Linked DNA regions of Mus musculus: region 2 is linked to region 1. A link is a loop called in an ENCODE intact Hi-C map of the cell type or tissue named here. Cell type or tissue: left cerebral cortex. All regions are shown on one strand. Links, peaks and the distances in the headings refer to the core of each region. The heading gives the core; the rest is flanking DNA.

Evidence for each region. Hi-C counts contacts between places; a loop is a spot of excess contacts. Peaks named below come from ENCODE experiments on the same cell type or tissue, not always from the same donor. Only the 100,000 strongest peaks of a DNase experiment are listed, where the experiment ranks them.
Region 2: it touches region 1 in a loop (5-fold over the local background); 15 of 42 quality-filtered maps call a loop at or near these places.

The regions. Positions count from the first base shown.
Region 1 is chr13:12,710,502-12,719,108 of GRCm38, reverse strand. No RefSeq gene overlaps it. Among named protein-coding and RNA genes, the nearest start is that of Prl2c3, 85 kb to the left of the region's middle. In left cerebral cortex, for the core only: no CTCF peak of the experiment used is centred there; no DNase peak of the experiment used is centred there.
Region 2 is chr13:13,456,654-13,465,260 of GRCm38, reverse strand. Nid1 (nidogen 1) reads right to left here. Exons shown (of 20, transcript NM_010917.2): 2 at 1,240-1,539. Among named protein-coding and RNA genes, the nearest start is that of Nid1, 23 kb to the right of the region's middle. In left cerebral cortex, for the core only: no CTCF peak of the experiment used is centred there; DNase peaks (open chromatin) are centred at 3,561 and 5,404.

The sequences.
Region 1 (8,607 bases), core at 434-8,433:
AACTTAACCCAGTTTTGTCTAATGAGAGATTTTCGATAGCTTGCTCATCACTTCTTCGAGAATCTCTACCGAGGATAATCTTCTGACACAAATATTGCTGGCCAGGCGTGGGGGTGCGCCTCTGTAAACGCCCCCACTAGGGAAGATGAGGCAAGATGAATACTATGACTTCAAGACCCGCATGGGCTACACAGTGAGTGCCTCCCAACCTGGGCCACAGAATGAAACTCAAAAGCTGAAGAGTCAAGGTCTTTAAATCTTAACCATCAAAGAAGAGATGACTGGACACTGGGAAAATGCCTCAGCAGATAAAGGCACTGCCTGCTCTTCCAAAGGACCTGAGTTTGGTTCCCAGCACCCACACAATGGCTCACAATCATTTTAAAGTCCAGTTTCAGGGGATCTGATGCTATCTTCTCGCCTTCACAGGCACCAGACATTCATATGGTGCACATACATACAGGAAGGCAAAATGCTCATACACATAAAACAAAACAATTTAACCTGGGGGGAGGGGAGGGGTGACCTGTTACCTCTATCCTTCTGCCTCTAGAAGACCAGGGAAGAAAGGAAAGTCCCTGTGCAAGCCCTAATCTCTAGGCAAAGCTGTGTGCTTCCCCAACACTAGGGTACAGAGACCAGGACCGTACCTGGGAGCCTGTTCCTACAAGAGGTCCTTAATTCAAGCTTCAACATCGAGGGGGCAAGAGCCCCACACTTGATGCTTTATACTTCTTGTCTTTCCAGGATCCCCACCCCCCGGTGGGGGGAAAAACACAGCCAATGAGAAAAGGCTCTTTTTGCATTATTTTTCATGCAAGGTTGCACAAGGCTATTTCCAGCATGTTTGTAACAGATTTTGAGCATATTGCCCCACCCCACCCCCCCGAAGCCCTGCTACCCTCCCGCCTCTCACCCCTTAGTCTTTTCTGTTCCCTAGACAGTTTCACTTCTGCTTCATGCCTGCGATGTCATCACCTGAGAGGTGAAAGCAGAAGAACAAGGCTTCAAGGTTATCCTTAACTACGTACATACTGGAGTTCAAGGACAACCACCATGAGTATATAAGTCCCTGTCTCAAAAACTGTAAGCAATTAAATTAATATGGTGATAAGGATGCTGTCCTAATTAGGTGATAAACATCATATCCAAAGTGCCATGGGAAAGAAAGAGTTCATTTGGCTTACAGTTAGGGATCACAGTCAGGCCCTAAGGAAAATCTTGGCATGAACTCAAGGCTGAAATCTGGAGGCAGGAACTAAAGCAGAGACCATGCAAGAATATTAATTACTGGTTTCCTCCCCGTGGCTTGCTCAGTTTGCTTTCTTGTGCAACTCAGGACCACTTCCAGTGGGCCCTCCCACACCAATCATTAATCAAGAAAGTGCCCATAATCAAGATGTTCCCATAGGCCCACCTGATGGAGACAATTCCTCAACTGAGGTTCCCTTTCTCCAAAAAACTCTAGTTTGTGTCAAAATTAATTAGAATCCAAACACAAGAGTAAACCCCATGTACAATTCTACAGCATGGATGATTCTGCAAACACCATGCTACACCATTAGAAGTCACCCACAAAAGGCTATATAACCCATTTTTCTCAAATGTCCAGAAGGGGACATCTGTGGAGAAAATAGACTGGGGTTCCAGAAGGAGAAACCAAAAGTGACTGTTAGACACAGAACTTGCCCTCAGGCTGATGAAAACGTTCTAGAATAGACATCTACAGTGGCTGTGTCATTCTCTAAGCTAAAAGCCACTGGATTTTTATTTTGCTTTGTTTTTAAGACAGAGACTCCTTGTATAGCCCAGGATGGCGTCAACCCCTTCCTCCTTCCTCAGCCTTCTGCGTGCTCAGATCAACATAGTGTGTCACCAAACCTTCCTTGGCATACACTTTGTTTATTGAAGGGGGCACTCATGTGCCATGGATGCCTGTGGAGGTCAAAGTACAATTTTCAGAATTCTTTCCCCCCATCATGTGGTTTCAGTTTGTCAGTCTTGATGGCAAGAGCCCCTACTGGCTGAGCCACCTCACTGGCCCAAACCACATTTTTTTTTTAAAGGGCAAGTTTTTGACAGGTGTAGTAGGATTACAGAATCCTAGCACTTAGAAGGTAGATGCAGGAAGATCAGGAGTTCAAAGCCAACTGCAGGTACATGGTGAATTAAATGCCAGTCTAGGCTACCTGATACTCATATCTCAAAAGGGAGGAGGCAATATGAATTTTTCTGCACATGAACTCTATCTCAATAAAGCTGTAACTTAAAAAAAAATGAGGGGGCTGGAGAGATGGCTCAACGTTTAAGAGCACTGACCGCTGTTCTGATGGTCCTGAGTTCAAATCCCAGCAAGCGCATGTTGGCTCACAACTATCTGTAATGAGATCTGACGCCCTTTTCTGATGTATCTGAAGATAGCTACAGTGTACTTACATGTAATAATAAATCTTTGGACTGGAGCAAGCAGGGCCAGAGCGAGTGGTCCTGAGTTCAATTCTCAGCAACCACAACATGATGGCTCACAAGCATCTGTACAGTATAGTGTAGTTATATACATAAAATAAATAAATAAATCTTTTTTAAAAATTGGAAGTCAGTCATACTGGCTCAAATACTTAGGATGCTGGGGCATAAACATTGCCATGAATTTGAAGCCATTCTAGGCTACACAGTAAATCCCAGGCCAGGCTGGACTCTAGAATGAGACCGTGTCTCAAAAAAACCAAAACAAACAAAAACAAACAAAACAAAAAAAGGGTTGTCAGGGATACATAAAACAAGGGAAGAAAGAGGTACACAGGGCTCAGAAGAGGGCTCAGTGGGCCAAGTGTTTGGTGCACAAACATGAGGACCCTAGTTCTGAACCCCAGCACCACATAAAAAGCTGGGCCTGGCAGATCCTGCCTATAACCTGGTGTCAGGTTTAAAGGGGTCACCCCTGAGACATCAGGGGGACCGCTGTAGCTTGCCAGCCACAGCTTAGTCAAAACTTCACTTTTCACTGTGTTAGAAAGCTCTTTAAAAATGAAACATTGAGTGTATTGCTAGCTCACAAAATAATTTTATTGCTTTATTTTGTTTTTTTTTTGTGGAAATGGGACTTGAACCAAGAGCCTCATGCATGCTGGACAAGCACTAGAGCCCTGAACTCTCTCCTCAGTGCTTCCCAATCTAAAGGAGAAAGTATTCAGTTTAACCTGAATACTTTCAGAATAGGATCCTATCACCATTTCCAGGAAATACCATAATGGAATAACAAGTTAAACTTTAGGACAAAAAACAGTGGAATGCAGACCTAGAACATTCTACAGGACAAAAGGCAGTGATTCTTTAACAAGAGTGAACAAAGGGGAAGACACAACAATTGTCCTGTGAGCTGTTTCTGAATCTCTGGCTTAATAAGGTTTGCAAAGGGCAGCTTTGGGAATATTCAAGAATTTTTTTCTTTGATTTTTTTTTCTTGTGTGTGGTTTTGTTTATTTTGTTTTGTTTTGCTTTTAGTTTTATTCAAGACAGAAAAACTCTGTGTATCTCTGGCTGTCCTGGAACTTGCTCTGAAGAACCAGGATGCCTGAACTCTTAGAGGTCTGTCTGACTCTGCTTCCTGAGTGCTGGGACTAAAGGCTCGCACCCCACCCCCTAGATATTGAAGAATTTTTAAGTAGCTTGAGCATAACTTGGTGGTAAGGAACTACTGATCTGGATAGGTATGGTATTAGTGTAATGGTTTGTATTGCTCTTGGGAGGGAGGGGTTCTATGTATTTGGTTTGGTTTGGGTTTTGTTGATGATGATGATGGTTTTTGTTCATCTTTTGTTGGTGGTGTTACTTTGAAACTCAATATCAAAACACAAATTCTCAAACTGAGTGTACTAACTCTCTCATGTAATCCCAGCATTTGAAGGCTGGGATCACCCCTTAAAACAAAAGTTTAAAAAAATATACATATTTAAAATCCTGATCTCTCCCTCTCTTAGTATACAAACCTCAATATTGAGCATCAGCTGACTCTGGTCCTTCTCTGGATGGCCACTCCTTCCTATCTGTCCCCCAAGTAACATATCAGAGCTGCACATAAGGTTAGAGAGATGGCTCAGTGGTTAAGAGCACACACTGATACTGTAAAGTGTAATTCTCAGAAGCCATGTCAGGAAGCTCATAACTATCTGTAACTCCAGCCACCCTCTTCTGGCCTCTGAAGGTAACTGCATTCAGTAGCGTGCGTGCATACACACACACACACACACACACACACACACACACACACACACAAGAATATAATAAATCTTTTAAAAACTCATCAGCAACAAGAATAAGGAGAAGAGGAGAGGGTCACTGGGGAGAGGGTTCAGTGATCAAAGAACTGAACACACAAACCTAAAAGCCTGAATTCAGATCCCAGAACCCACACAAAGCCATGTAGTGGTAGCATGTCTGCAAACCCAGGTTCCTATGGCAAGACGGGAAGCAGAGATAGAAAATGCCCAAGACATATACCCAGAAAATGTTCCAACTGGTAATAAGGACACGTGCTCCACTATGTTCATAGCAGCCTTATTTATAATAGCCAGAAGCTCATAGAACCCAGATGTCCCTCAACAGAGGAATGGATACAGAAAATGTGGTACATTTACACAATGGAGTACTATTCAGCTATTTAAAACAATGAATTTGTTGGGCATTGGTGGCACACGCCTTTAATCCCAGCACTTGGGAGGCAGAGGCAGGCAGATTTCTGAGTTCGAGGCCAGCCTGGTCTACAAAGTGAATTTCAGGACAGCCAGTGCTACACAGAGAAACCCTGTCTCAAAAAAAAAAAAAAAAACAAAAAACAAAAAACAATGAATTTATGAAATTCTTAGACAAATGGATGGATCTGAAGGATATCATCCTGAGTGAGGTAACCCAATCACAAAAGAGAACACATGATATGCACTCACTGGTAAGTGGATATTAGCCCAGAAACTTAGAATACCCAAGATACAATTTGCAAAACACATGAAACTCATGAAGAAGGAAGACCAAAGTGTGGATACTTTGTTCCTTCTTAGAATGGGGAACAAAATACCCATGGAAGGAGTTGCAGAGAAAAAGTTCAGAGCAGAGCCTGAAGGAATGACCATCCAGAGACTGCCCCACTTGGGGATCCACCCCATAAACAACCACCAAACCCAGTCACTAGGCAGATGCCAACAAGAGCTTGCTGACAAGAGCCTGATATAGCTGTCTCCTGCGAGGCTCTGCCAGTGCCTGGCAAATACAGAAGTGGATGCTCACAGTCATACATTGGACAGAACACAAGGTCCCCAATGAAGGAGCCAGAGAAATACCCAGGGAGCAAAAGGGGTCTGAAGCCCCATAGGAGGAACATCAATATGAACTAACCAATACCCGCAGAGAGCTCCTTGGAATTAAACCATCAATCAAAGAAAACACATAGTGGAACTTGTAGCTCTAGCTATATATGTAGCAGAGGATGGCCTAGTAGGTCATCAATGGGAGGAGAGGCCCTTGGTCCTGTGAAGGCTCTATGCCCTAGCGTAGGGGAATGCCAGGGCCAGGAAGCAGGAGTGGGTGGGTTGAGGAGCAGGGGGAGGGGATAGGGGATTTTCGGAGGGGAAACTAGGAAAGGGGATAACATTTGAAATGTAAATAAAGAAAATATCTAATAAAAAATAAAATAGAAAGAAAGAAAGAAAGAAAGAAAGAAAGAAAGAAAGAAAGAAAGAAAGAAAGAAAGAAAGGAAGGAAGGAAGGAAGGAAGGAAGAAAGAAAGAAAGAAAGAAAGAAAGAAAGAAAGAAAGAAAGAAAGAAAGAAAGAAAGAAGGAGAGAGAACACCCAAGAAGTTCACAGCCAGCTAGCCTGGTGCACACCGTGGTAAACAACCAAGAGACCCTGCCTTAAACAGCATGGAAGGTGACAACTCCCACCTTGTCCTCTGATCTCCACATGTGTGCCATGGTGCCCATACAAAGATTAAAAAATTGGGAGAGGAAACAATGACCTTTGACAGCAGTAATCACTGCTGTTCTTGAGATTTACAAAACTGGAGAAAGATCTTGAGACCAGGTGACCAGGAAGGTCAGACTGGTTTCGTGCTGCCAAAGTCCTTGTCTGTGAGAAGGCACCTACCAGGTAGATGGTCCAGTAGCTCATAGTTCCTATTTCTCTTTCTGTCTCTCTGTCTCTGTCTCTGTCTCTGTCTCTGTCTCTCTCTCTCTCTCTCTCTCTCTGGTTTTGGGTTGTTGTTGTTGTTTGTGACAGTCTCACTATGTAACTCTGGCTGTCCTGGAACAACATCGACTGAAGACAACTGCCTGCCTCTGCCTCCCCAGTGCTGGGATTAAAGGATTAAAGGTTTGCCCAATCACAGCCAGATTAATCAACTCTTCTCTCAATAGAGATCTCTCTCTACCAACACCTCAACCAAGCCCCTGACTGGCTCCCATTTCAAGAGCCAACAGAGTCACCCACAAGAGCAGGTACACAGGTGCTATTTGCTGCTGATATATCATGAAGAACACAGTTTATTCTGGATACTTCCGTGAAATAAGTATGGAATTAATCCACCCTGGCTGGGAATGAACATTGGAAAAGGTTAGCAATGTCATGTGACTCCCTTGCTTTATAGACTAAAGTGTCACTGTCATGGTGTGGTGTCCACAAGAGTCATGGTGCCTCTTGCCTCTTTATGTGTTTGAAACTTTATGTGTTCGGAGAAAGAAAAAAGAAAGAAGGAAAGAGAAGGATAGAGGGAGGGAGGGAGGGAGGGAGGGAGGGAGGGAGGGAGAGAGAGAGAGAGAGAGAGAGAGAGAGAGAGAAGGAAAAGAAAGAAAAAGGAGGAGGAGGAAGAGGAAGAAGTTAAGTGAACATTCAGGGACCAAGAACCAAGTGTGTTCAGTAGTTGTGCAGCTGTGAGCATCATAAGAGGCAGGATCACACTGCATGACACTCCTCACTGTGGCCCCTGTAGCCTAGAAGTCTGCTCAAAACAAGAGCCAATGAGACAGGAAGGGGGAGGGAGATGGAGGGAGGGAGGGAGGGAGGGAGGAGGATGGCACTCAATTCAGCATGATGTAAGGAACACTGGGCTGGGGGCTGAAAGAGACAACCATGGTCACACCCTTGGCCGTGTATGTTTCCTGCTCTGCAACTATGGACCGCACAACTCCTGCCTGAGCCCCTCCTGGGGCTGCTGAGAATATCAAATGCACACAGTACTAACAAGTGTTCTGTTTCCATCAGCACAGAGTCTGGCTCAACCATTGACCTTACCCCACCACACCCCCTACCTTGACCCTGGCAACAGGCTTCTAGCCACTCCCCACCTCTCCACCCTCTAAAGTTCCTCTTTCCAGTTGCGTGGCAGAATAGTTTTTCAAAAACATTTTTGCAAAACACTACTGTTTGGGGGAATTTTCAAACAACCTAGAATATAAACTTACCCCAAGCCCCTCCCAAGCGCACACCCATCCGTCAATCGCTCTTGCAATTCCTAGCACACTATCATTTGTATTTTCTTCTGTTCCTGCCATACATGTGTATCAGCTCAAGACACCCAAGACCACGTTCTCAGCACAAAGGAGATCTGTTTGTCTCAGAGGGAACAGGGATTAAGAGACAAAGGCAGCCAAGATAAAAGACAAGGAAAAGGGGGAAGGGAGCAAGGGGAAGGGGAATTTGTCCTGGAGGACAAATGACTGCCTCTAGGTAATGGATAGAGAGGAGACAGATGTAGCCCAGATGTGGTCCATAAAATGGTAGTTTATAAAGGCAAAAGGGGAAACCCCGAGTCAGAATGAGGTGTTCAATTTTAATTGGAAATGTTAATTAGGTGAACCAAAGGTAGCTTTTGATTGCTGGTCTTCAATATTTTGATGGCTGGACCTTGGTAGTCAGCCTCAGGAGGAGGAAATAACCAAATAAGGGAACAGACCTTGCTGGCTAGCTTTATGAATATAATCTAACAGTTTTTAGCAAGGCAGAGGGGATTAGGGAGAAGGGCAAGGCCTGCCAGAGCCATGTAAGTCAGGCCATGTAAACTGGCTAGAATTTCTTCAACCTATCTTTGTTTTCTTTGAAGTTACTTTGAGGGCAGGGACATTTGGTGGTGGTTGCTATGTTTGGCTTTGGGATGAGGTCTCATCACATAGCCCAGACTGGCTTTAAACTTGCAGCAATCCTCCTGCCTCTACCTCCTGAATGCTGGGATTACAGGCATGGGCCACCATGCTCTGCTTTTTGGGGGGAGTATTTTAAATGAAATCCTGGATACCCTAGTATCCTACCTGCCAGCATTTTGAGCAGTTAAACTGTGAGGCCCTGTGTTTGACTCTCAACACAGCAAGAAAGAAAAAGAAAATTGCAGTTTGTCTGGAAGAGGCCTTTGTGCGGCCAGATTGTTTTAATCAGGCTCCAACCAGGAATAACATTCTCTGGAGTCTCTTTTACAGGTTCTCTCTGCTTCTTTGACTCCTATGCTATCTTACTTGCTGAAGAAAATAATGCTAGAGGCTGGGGAGATGGCCCAACAGCAAAGCGTCTGCCATGCAGTCATGAGGACCTGCGTTCAGATTCCTAGCACCTACCTAAAAGCCCGTGCC
Region 2 (8,607 bases), core at 458-8,457, 750 kb before region 1:
AAAGCATGCTGTTCACTGGGTTCCTTGTAGAAAGGACAGGGGAGAGCCAGCAGCACTCCACCTCACTTTCCTACAATTGAGACTGTGCCGTCTACACAGAGAGGTGGATCTATAGACAAATATAGCCTAAATCTGAGGACAGATGTTGTAACAGAGATGCGTGCAGCGTGCTACATGTAGGTCAAATGAGGAAGAATCCTGTGTTGGGTAGGGTAGGGGTAGTTCTTGGGAAGCCCGTGATGGTCAAGGCTTCACAGGAGGGCCTGGGTTTACAATCAGGAGGAGGTCATGTCAAAGACAAACGACAGTGAGGCAAAACATACCAGAACAAAGGAAAAGGTATGCTTCAGGCAAATATAAGAGCTTGATATAGGACTGGAGAGATGGCTAAGTAGTTAAGAGCACTGACTGCTCTTCTGAAGGTCCTGAGTTCAAATCCCAGCAACCACATGGTGGCTCACAACCACCCATAATGAGATCTGACCCCCCTCTTCTGGTGCTGTCTGAAGACAGCTACAGTGTACTTATTTTTAATAAGAAATAAATCTTTTTTTAAAAATGAAATATATCTTAAAAAAAAAACAGTTTGATACAACTGCTGAAGAGGGTATATGGAGTCTTATTAGGTTAGTCCCAAGAGGCAGGCAAGAGCTGAGTATCCTTGGGTCAGGCAATCTTCCAATTTTGCAAAGCATATGAGATATGCAGACCCACCACAGGCCTCTCCAAAATGTGTTCTGTGGAATGCTATGTGTCCCATGGAGGTCAGTGATAAGAGGAGATAAGGCTAAGAGTTTGGGGATCGTTCCATTAAGTGTCAGTAAGGCAGCTTCTTTACGAAAGGACTTTTCTCCACTCAGGAGGGGCACGTTGATCAGAACCTTGATATCTAGCATTTCCTATTAATAACTTCTCTATAATTAGAAGCTATCGTCCCACTCTTTCTCAATTAAAGAAGGAACACAGGTACTATTTCCCAGGCATATGTTTGCCATGGAGCAATCTCCTCAAATACCTGGCTTTCTCAACATCAGACAGTCACAGAAGTGATTCAGACAGCCCTACAGATAAGCATCTGGAGTTTGCTGACCTGCATGCAACAGGCAAATTTCACTGGACTTTGCTCTAGACTTCCTGTCTTGAGCAACAGGATAGGCATGTTGTCCATTGGAACAAGCGCAAAGACTACAGTCAACATACCAGACCAGATACCTGCATCTCCATGTGGGGTGCACTCACCTTGCCTTCCTCGGCAGGGCTGCTGCTGGGCCCTCCATAAGGGGCCACAGATTCCCAAGTGACAACCACCACACTAGTGGGCTGGAAAGAGACCTCCGGGAAGCCTCTCTGGACATACTCTGCTGCCATCTGAATAATGAACGGGGATAAGTCTTCTCGATAATACACATTCCCCAGGCCATCGGTTGTGTCCAAGTCAGCCAGGAAAGGCGCTACTGAGCCGAAGCTGGGTGGGAAGGTTCCGGGATGGTATTCTGTGGCTGGGGGTTCGCTCATGGCGATGATACCATTTGTGGTGACCTGTAAGGAACCGAGTGTGGTTAGAGAGAATGCAAAGATGAACTCCTTAAGGGAATGTTAGGGTTCGATTTTAAAACAATCTCTACAAATTTTCCAGCTGGTGGTACTATTTTGAGAGGCTGTGGGATCATGAGCCACCACTGGAGCCTGTCTGACTGAAGGAGACCACCAAGAACAGGCCTTTGCTCCTAGCTCCCGCCTTGCTCTCTGTGCTCTAATCAGCTATCATGTGAACAGCCTCTGCCACAGGGTCTCATCACACAGACTGTGCAGCTTCACGATGCTCCACGATACCTTCCCCACTATGATGGGATAAAAGCTCACCAGAACCATGAGCCAAAATAAACCAGCCTTTCCTCCATTCAGTTGTTGCTATCAAGTGGTTAGAACAGATACAAAGACACAGATGTAACTAACACAGCAAGTGATCTCTCCCTCACCGGATACTGTTGCAGTTGCCCGTGGAACACAAAATAAACAGAATGGGAGAAAGTGATAAGTCTGACTGGCAAAACCACCAACATGATACGCAGGTGGGGTGGGGGTATGAAGGATATGGTAGACAAGAATCTTAGAACATGATGCAGGGTGCTTCATGTCAAGTGTGTCAAATACGGGCAGTCTCTCAAATATCTCCTTTCCCTTCTGTGTCCTCCTGACCAAAATAGTGAGAGCAACAGAGATTTGTTGACTGCCAACATTATCCAAATGACTAATTAACTCTGCAAGGGCTTCCACACTGGGTCAGTGTTATACCACTCTTGGTACCAGAGAGAGCTGGATACAGCCCCACTTTAAAGGAACCCAAAGTCCAAAGGAAGGGAAGGCTAACACAGATGATTAAATGAATGTGTTAAGAGGTAAACCTGCATACTGTTGATAACTACTGTGACTAGCTTAGTGCATAAAATACCACCTAACAGCATTAACAGTTCACCACTTTGTAGGTAGCATCTAATCTTTGGGAAAACACCAGAAGGCTAGGTGTCACCGGTACCCATATTTCTCTAGTAGGAAAATTAAGTAAAGCAATTAACTTGTCCAAAGTCACCATATATAAATAACATCACTGGAATTCTGACCCAAAGATCTTGACTTCAAGGTCAGCTATCTCAGGACTGCAGCTCTCAGTAGAATTCCTGCCTGGCTACACGCGGCCTTGGGCTCAATTGCCAGCAGTGTATAAACTGAGCATGGTAGTATATGCTGGCACTGGGAAGGTGGGGACAGGAGGAACTCAAGGTCAGCCTTTGCTACATCATGAGTTCAAGGCCAGCTTAATCATGGCATGTATAGAGTTCTCAGAATCTCTTCTAGTTTTTAAAAAGTATTGTCACTGTCGTGTGTCTGAGAGGGTATATGGAAGCCAGAGGTCGGGTTGCTTTCCACTTTATATATTTATTTGGAGACATAGCTTTCATTCCCCAGAACATGATAATAAGGTTAGAGATGGTGGAGCTGATTCCAACCTAGGCTGGTAAAAAACAAACAAACAAAACAAAACAAAACAAAACAAACAAAAAACCTAGAGCTTTGGAACTTAACAAAAGCATCATTTATTTTTAATTAATCAATAAATTTAATTAATTAATTAATTAATTAATTAATTAATTAAAGGAGTCCTGAGAATTGACTTTAGGGCTTCACACTCAGGGGCTAAGCCACTTCCAGCCTTCTGACCTTGAACTTCTGACCTTCCTGCCTTTACCCCACAAGGGCTATGATTACAGGCATACACTATCACTTTCAATTTATACCATGTGAGGGAATGGCACCCAGGACTTTGTGTATGTCAGGCAAGCCCTCTACCTACTGTGCTACATTCCCCTGTCCTAAAACCATCTCTTTTTATAAATGTCACAGGCTATTAGTTTTACCTCAAGTAACATATTTTCCATCACTTGGCAACAGTAAGATTCTTCCAGAATAAATTGACAGTCTGCAGGGATGGGAGTCAGGCAAGATGCCTCCTGCAGCCCAGTTCACAGCATCTAACCTCCTCCAGCACAAACATCCCAACTGCTGTGATGGGGGAGCGTGGGAAACCGCTCACTTTCTCAAGCACACACCAGACATTGGCAGTGACTGGCTGCTGGTAGGAAGCGATCCTGCGGAGACCACATATAGACAGCTCCTTTCCACAAGGCTATTTTCCAAAGACATTCAAATCATCCAACATCCATCTATTCTTTGGAATCTGGGCACTGGACTGACTCTATTTTCACAAGGAATGCTTGCCTTAGAAATCAATTTTCATGCAAGGACCTTGGGTGCCTATTTGACGCCAGATCACATAACTCTCCTTGGTATTATTACTGGGAAAGCTGTTCCTTCAGCCCGTTTGACCTTCAACTCAGACATCTGTGAGAACGAAGAAAGCCAAACTCCGAGAGAGGTGCTATAAGGGGGCTAAATCACTCGGTTTCTGATGATTCCTAACTTCAGGCTTCTCCCTTTAAGCTTTTTATTTTTGGAAATGTGTCAAAGAATAGCCAGCTTGGTGGAACAATGTCTCCCCCTGTCAGGCATGAAGCTCCCCACCCAGTCGGAAGGAACCATGCAGCTGGCCATGGCTGCATTCTCCCACCTGTAGCAACTGGGACACTTGGAAAGTATCTTGGCTTTGGCTTGTTGTTTTGTTGTTTTTGTTTTGGAGAGGGCTAGCCTGAAACTAAATAAGTAGCTAAGGATGACCTTGAACTCCTGTCCTCCTGCCTCCATCTCCCACATGATGTGATTACAGGCCTGAGTCAGCTGCTGGTTTTGTTCCTTTGCCTTTCTCCTTCCCTACAGTCCCAGCATTCCCAGTGCTGACACCTGGGCTCCCTTGACTGGTCCACCCAGTCCTTCAAGCAGCTACTCAGAGTCTCCTCCACCACCACAGGTGCCTTTCACAGGCTCCTCCTCAAACTTCACTCCTCCTCCCACACTACCTCTGCCTCCTGTTCCCTTAAGCCCTGTTTGTAGGCCCTTGCCCTATGCACTCAGAAACCAAGGGTCAGTGACCCTCTGTCTTAGTCATCACTACAGTTCCAAAGCTTATACATCACCTAATGTCCCCTCCAGCTTCTTGACTTCCTCCACAGTACAGGGCAGGGACAAGATCTGTGCACGCAGGCTACTTTGGACGTGCCTGGAGTGAGCCCCACTGAATCACACAGACCAGAGAAGGGCAGCCCTATAGTCCCTCAGAGTGCAAGGGAACCCACTTGGTGAGGCTTCATTTACAGGGTTCCAGGCACTGCATGCACTGGGTGTGATAATCCCATCCACTGGGCGCTGGAGTCAGGAAAATCAGTTGTTCAGAGACATCTCCTGCTACAGAGTTACAGGCCAGTGTGTGCTGTCTTTAAAAAGAAAGAAGGTCCTAAGAAGGATGTATATACATGAAGTACAGTTTGACTAGATTCTGATTTAAGCCTCTCACTGAAAAAGAAACAACAACAACAACAACAACAAGCTAAGTGTTTTGACTCTCAGGGGGAGAGGCAGGTGGGTCCCTTTGAGTTCAAAGCCAGCCTGATCTATATAGCGAGTTCCAGGATAGCCAAGGCTACACAGCCAGACATTGTTGGGGGTGGGAGGGGAGGGTGGGCAGCAGGGTGGGGGCGGGGGGAGGGGGGGGACACACAGACAGCCAGAGCCAGAAGGAGGGAAAGGGATTACAGATTACAGTATTTAGATGTAATTGTGATCTTCTTGTTTTGCTATTTTTTAAAAGGGTCTTTTTGAGACACATTCCAAAATATTTACAAGGAAATAGAATGCTTAAAATTTGCTTTAAAATAACCCAGTTTGGGGCGGAGAAGGGAATGCGACAGACATCTGGGCTATAAATGAAGCAATGTTAGTCAGAGGCTGATATTTGTCGAAGCTCGGTAATGGGGATGTGGGAGTTCACTCTGTTTTATTTTTTAATGTTTGGAACTTTTCTAAAATAAGCTTAGTTCCTCCAAAGAGGTAAGTATTGTGTAGCTTTTCCCGAGGACACATAAAGGAAAATGTATTCATGGGCAGGTAAGAGTGCTCTGTGACTAAAGGCATTTACTTGCTGCCAAGTCAGAGGACATCAGTCCCATCTGTAGAACCCACAAGGTGGAAGGGAAGGAAACACTCCCACAAGTGGTCTCCTCTGGTCTCCATATGTGTGCTGTGGCAATGCACTCATACACACGCGTAAGTGTAATAATAATAATTTAATTAAATCATTTAACATTTAATTAAACATTAATTTAGTATTAAACATTTAATTAAAAAATAAAACACCTAATTAAAAAAAAAAACTTTTCCAAGAATGTTCCCTTCTGCAGCACATGTACTAAAATACAGAGATTAGCATGCCCTAAAGATGACATGACAAGCTAAAGTGTTCCGTATTTTAAAATAATAACAAAGGGCTGGAGACATGGCTTAGTGGTTACAAGGATATGCTGCTTTTCCAGAGGACCCAAAGTTTAGTTTCAGCATTTATGTCAGGCAGCTAACGGCTACCTGTAGCTCCAGTTCCAGGGCACCTGATACCTCTGGACACCAGGGGCACCTGCACTCATGTGCACATATCCACATATAGATACATACTCATACACATAATTAAAGATAATAAAAATATTTTTTTGAGACAGGACCCGAGCTGGTCTAGAACTCACTGTGGGTCAGTATGAGTGAGAACTCACTGAGGTCCACTCACCTCTGTCTCCCGAATGCTGGGGTCAAAGGTATGCACTGCCATACCAGGCTAAAAAGTAAACCTTTTAAAAAATATAGAAACTAAAGCCAGGCAGTGGTAGCACACGCCTTTAATCCCAGCATTCAGGAGGCAGAGGCAGGCAGATCACTGTGAGTTTGAGGCCAATCTGGTCTACAGAGCAAGTTCTAGAACAGTTGGTGTGTGGGGGCAGGGGGCTACATAGAGAAACCTTGTCTCAAAAAGCAAAAACAAGAAATATTTGTTCCACTCAGATAGGGCAGTAATAGACTGAAAAAAAAATGATTCTTTCTACAAGGAAATGTGACTACCATAGACTTAACTATGCCTGGATTGTTTTGCTTGTTATTTGGCATGGCCAGATATTCTGTAAGTCCTTGCTCAATGAAGGCAAGAGCTGTGACAGCCCCAGAGGAAACTGCCTCACAACAATGATAATGAGCAGGATTGTTTAGAAATCAGGGCAAGTAGATAAACCAACATTAAAGATCAGTCAGGAGTTGGCCCTGGTCTTTGATTGTTTTGTTTCCCAGCTACAATGAGGTATACTGGACCCAAAGAAGCATATAAATATGACGTATAAACTGTGAAATGATGAACACCATCAAGCTTCCTAACCAAGCTGACAAACATGTGGGGCCCATGGACCACACAGGGACTCAGAGGCCCACGAAGAAGTGGGGTAATGGGCGGCGGAAAGGGGGGTAGCCATAAACCTAAACAGACACAGTCAAGCCTGCCAAGAACACACCATGGGACAGGGCATTCTCTTCAATGAGCAGTGCCAGGGAAACTGCATTTGCCCATTTAAAGTAATAAGGATGGACTCCTTATTTTATGGCACCCACAAAAAATTAACTGTAAATGGATTAAGGACTTAAATGTAAGGCTGAAACAAACAAACAAGCAAGCAAACGTGAAGAAGTGTTCCTTGACATTAGTCTTGCGGTAAATTTTGGGGCCCTGGCACCCAAAGCACAAACAACAGAAGCAAAATTAAACAAGAGGTGAGCACTGCTGCTTGGCATCTTACCCAGCCAGGCCTCCCTCCTCACCACCCAGCCCCAGAATTAGGCATGTTACTTGTCCTGTGCCAATGAGCAGAAGGCTCTGGCAAAAGCAATGCCTATTGATTAAAGTCCATCAAAAGTCACACAATCCTGTGGCATTCCAGAACTGCTCCAGAGTCTAGAGAAAATCTAATATTAACAAAAGCATTGTGCAGCAGACACCAATGTTGTGTCCACCATATCTGTGCTAAAGTCTGAGGCTATAGCTCAGTTGGTAGAAGGTTTGCCTACCATGCACCAAGCCCTGGCCTTAACCTCCAGCACTGCATGAAACAGGTGTGCACCTGTAATTCCAGGACGTAGGAGGGTAAACAGAGGAGGAGCAGAAGTTCAAAGCCAGCCACAGCTACATAGAGAGTTCTAGGCTAGCCTCAGCTACATGAGACCCTCTCACACTAAACCCAAAGCAGGACTGAAGAGTAAAGTGCCTGTCACATGGGCACTCCTGCAGGGAGGAGATGGGAAAATCTCTGGAAGCTCTCTGGGCAGCAAGCTAGTCTAGCACATACAGTGTTGAACAAGAGCTCTATCTCAAGCAAGCTGGGAAGTGAGGTCCCATACCTGAGGCTGTCCTGATTTCATGTGTACCATGGCATCCATGTACCCCATTCATACATATGAACACACATATATGAACACATACACACAAAGATTTTTTTAAGCAAACAACAAAACACAAATACCCTAGTTTGAACATGTTTTTGAGAAAATCCACCTGAATCACAGAATAATAATTAAGGTTGTTATATTATTATGGAAACAGTCACTTAGTTATCACAGATTAACTAAATGAATAGAAGCCTGGCCCTTTTTGCTTTCATTTGTCCATACTCTGCCTGAAGATATGGAGACCAAGTCAATATCGGTAACCTTTCCTCTTGCGTTCTTCTGAATTTCCACAGTAGCAAACCCTCTTGGGACAGGGCCCTGCCCAACCCCTAGTCCCATGCCCTAGAGGAGGGTTGCTATCCATGGCTGGAGCAGGAGTAAACATCTGGTAGGAACTAGACTGACTCCTTCTTAAAGACTTGGACCACCTCACAGAACCAAGGTGAATACCATGATCAGCAAGCTCACACCCACATTGGCATTGTTAAATCACAGAACTCCTGCTCCCTGCTCTCTTTCTCTGTTGAATCTAAAGCTCACATCAGCACCTAGAAAGTAGAGGGCCACAGTACCCTTTATCTGCCCCTCCCCCAAGTGTGGCCACGTTGAGTGAACCTCTTTTCTCTACCTTTTAGCATTACTAAATCTCTTCTATTTATTGTAGATGGGTGCCTTGGGTTTGGG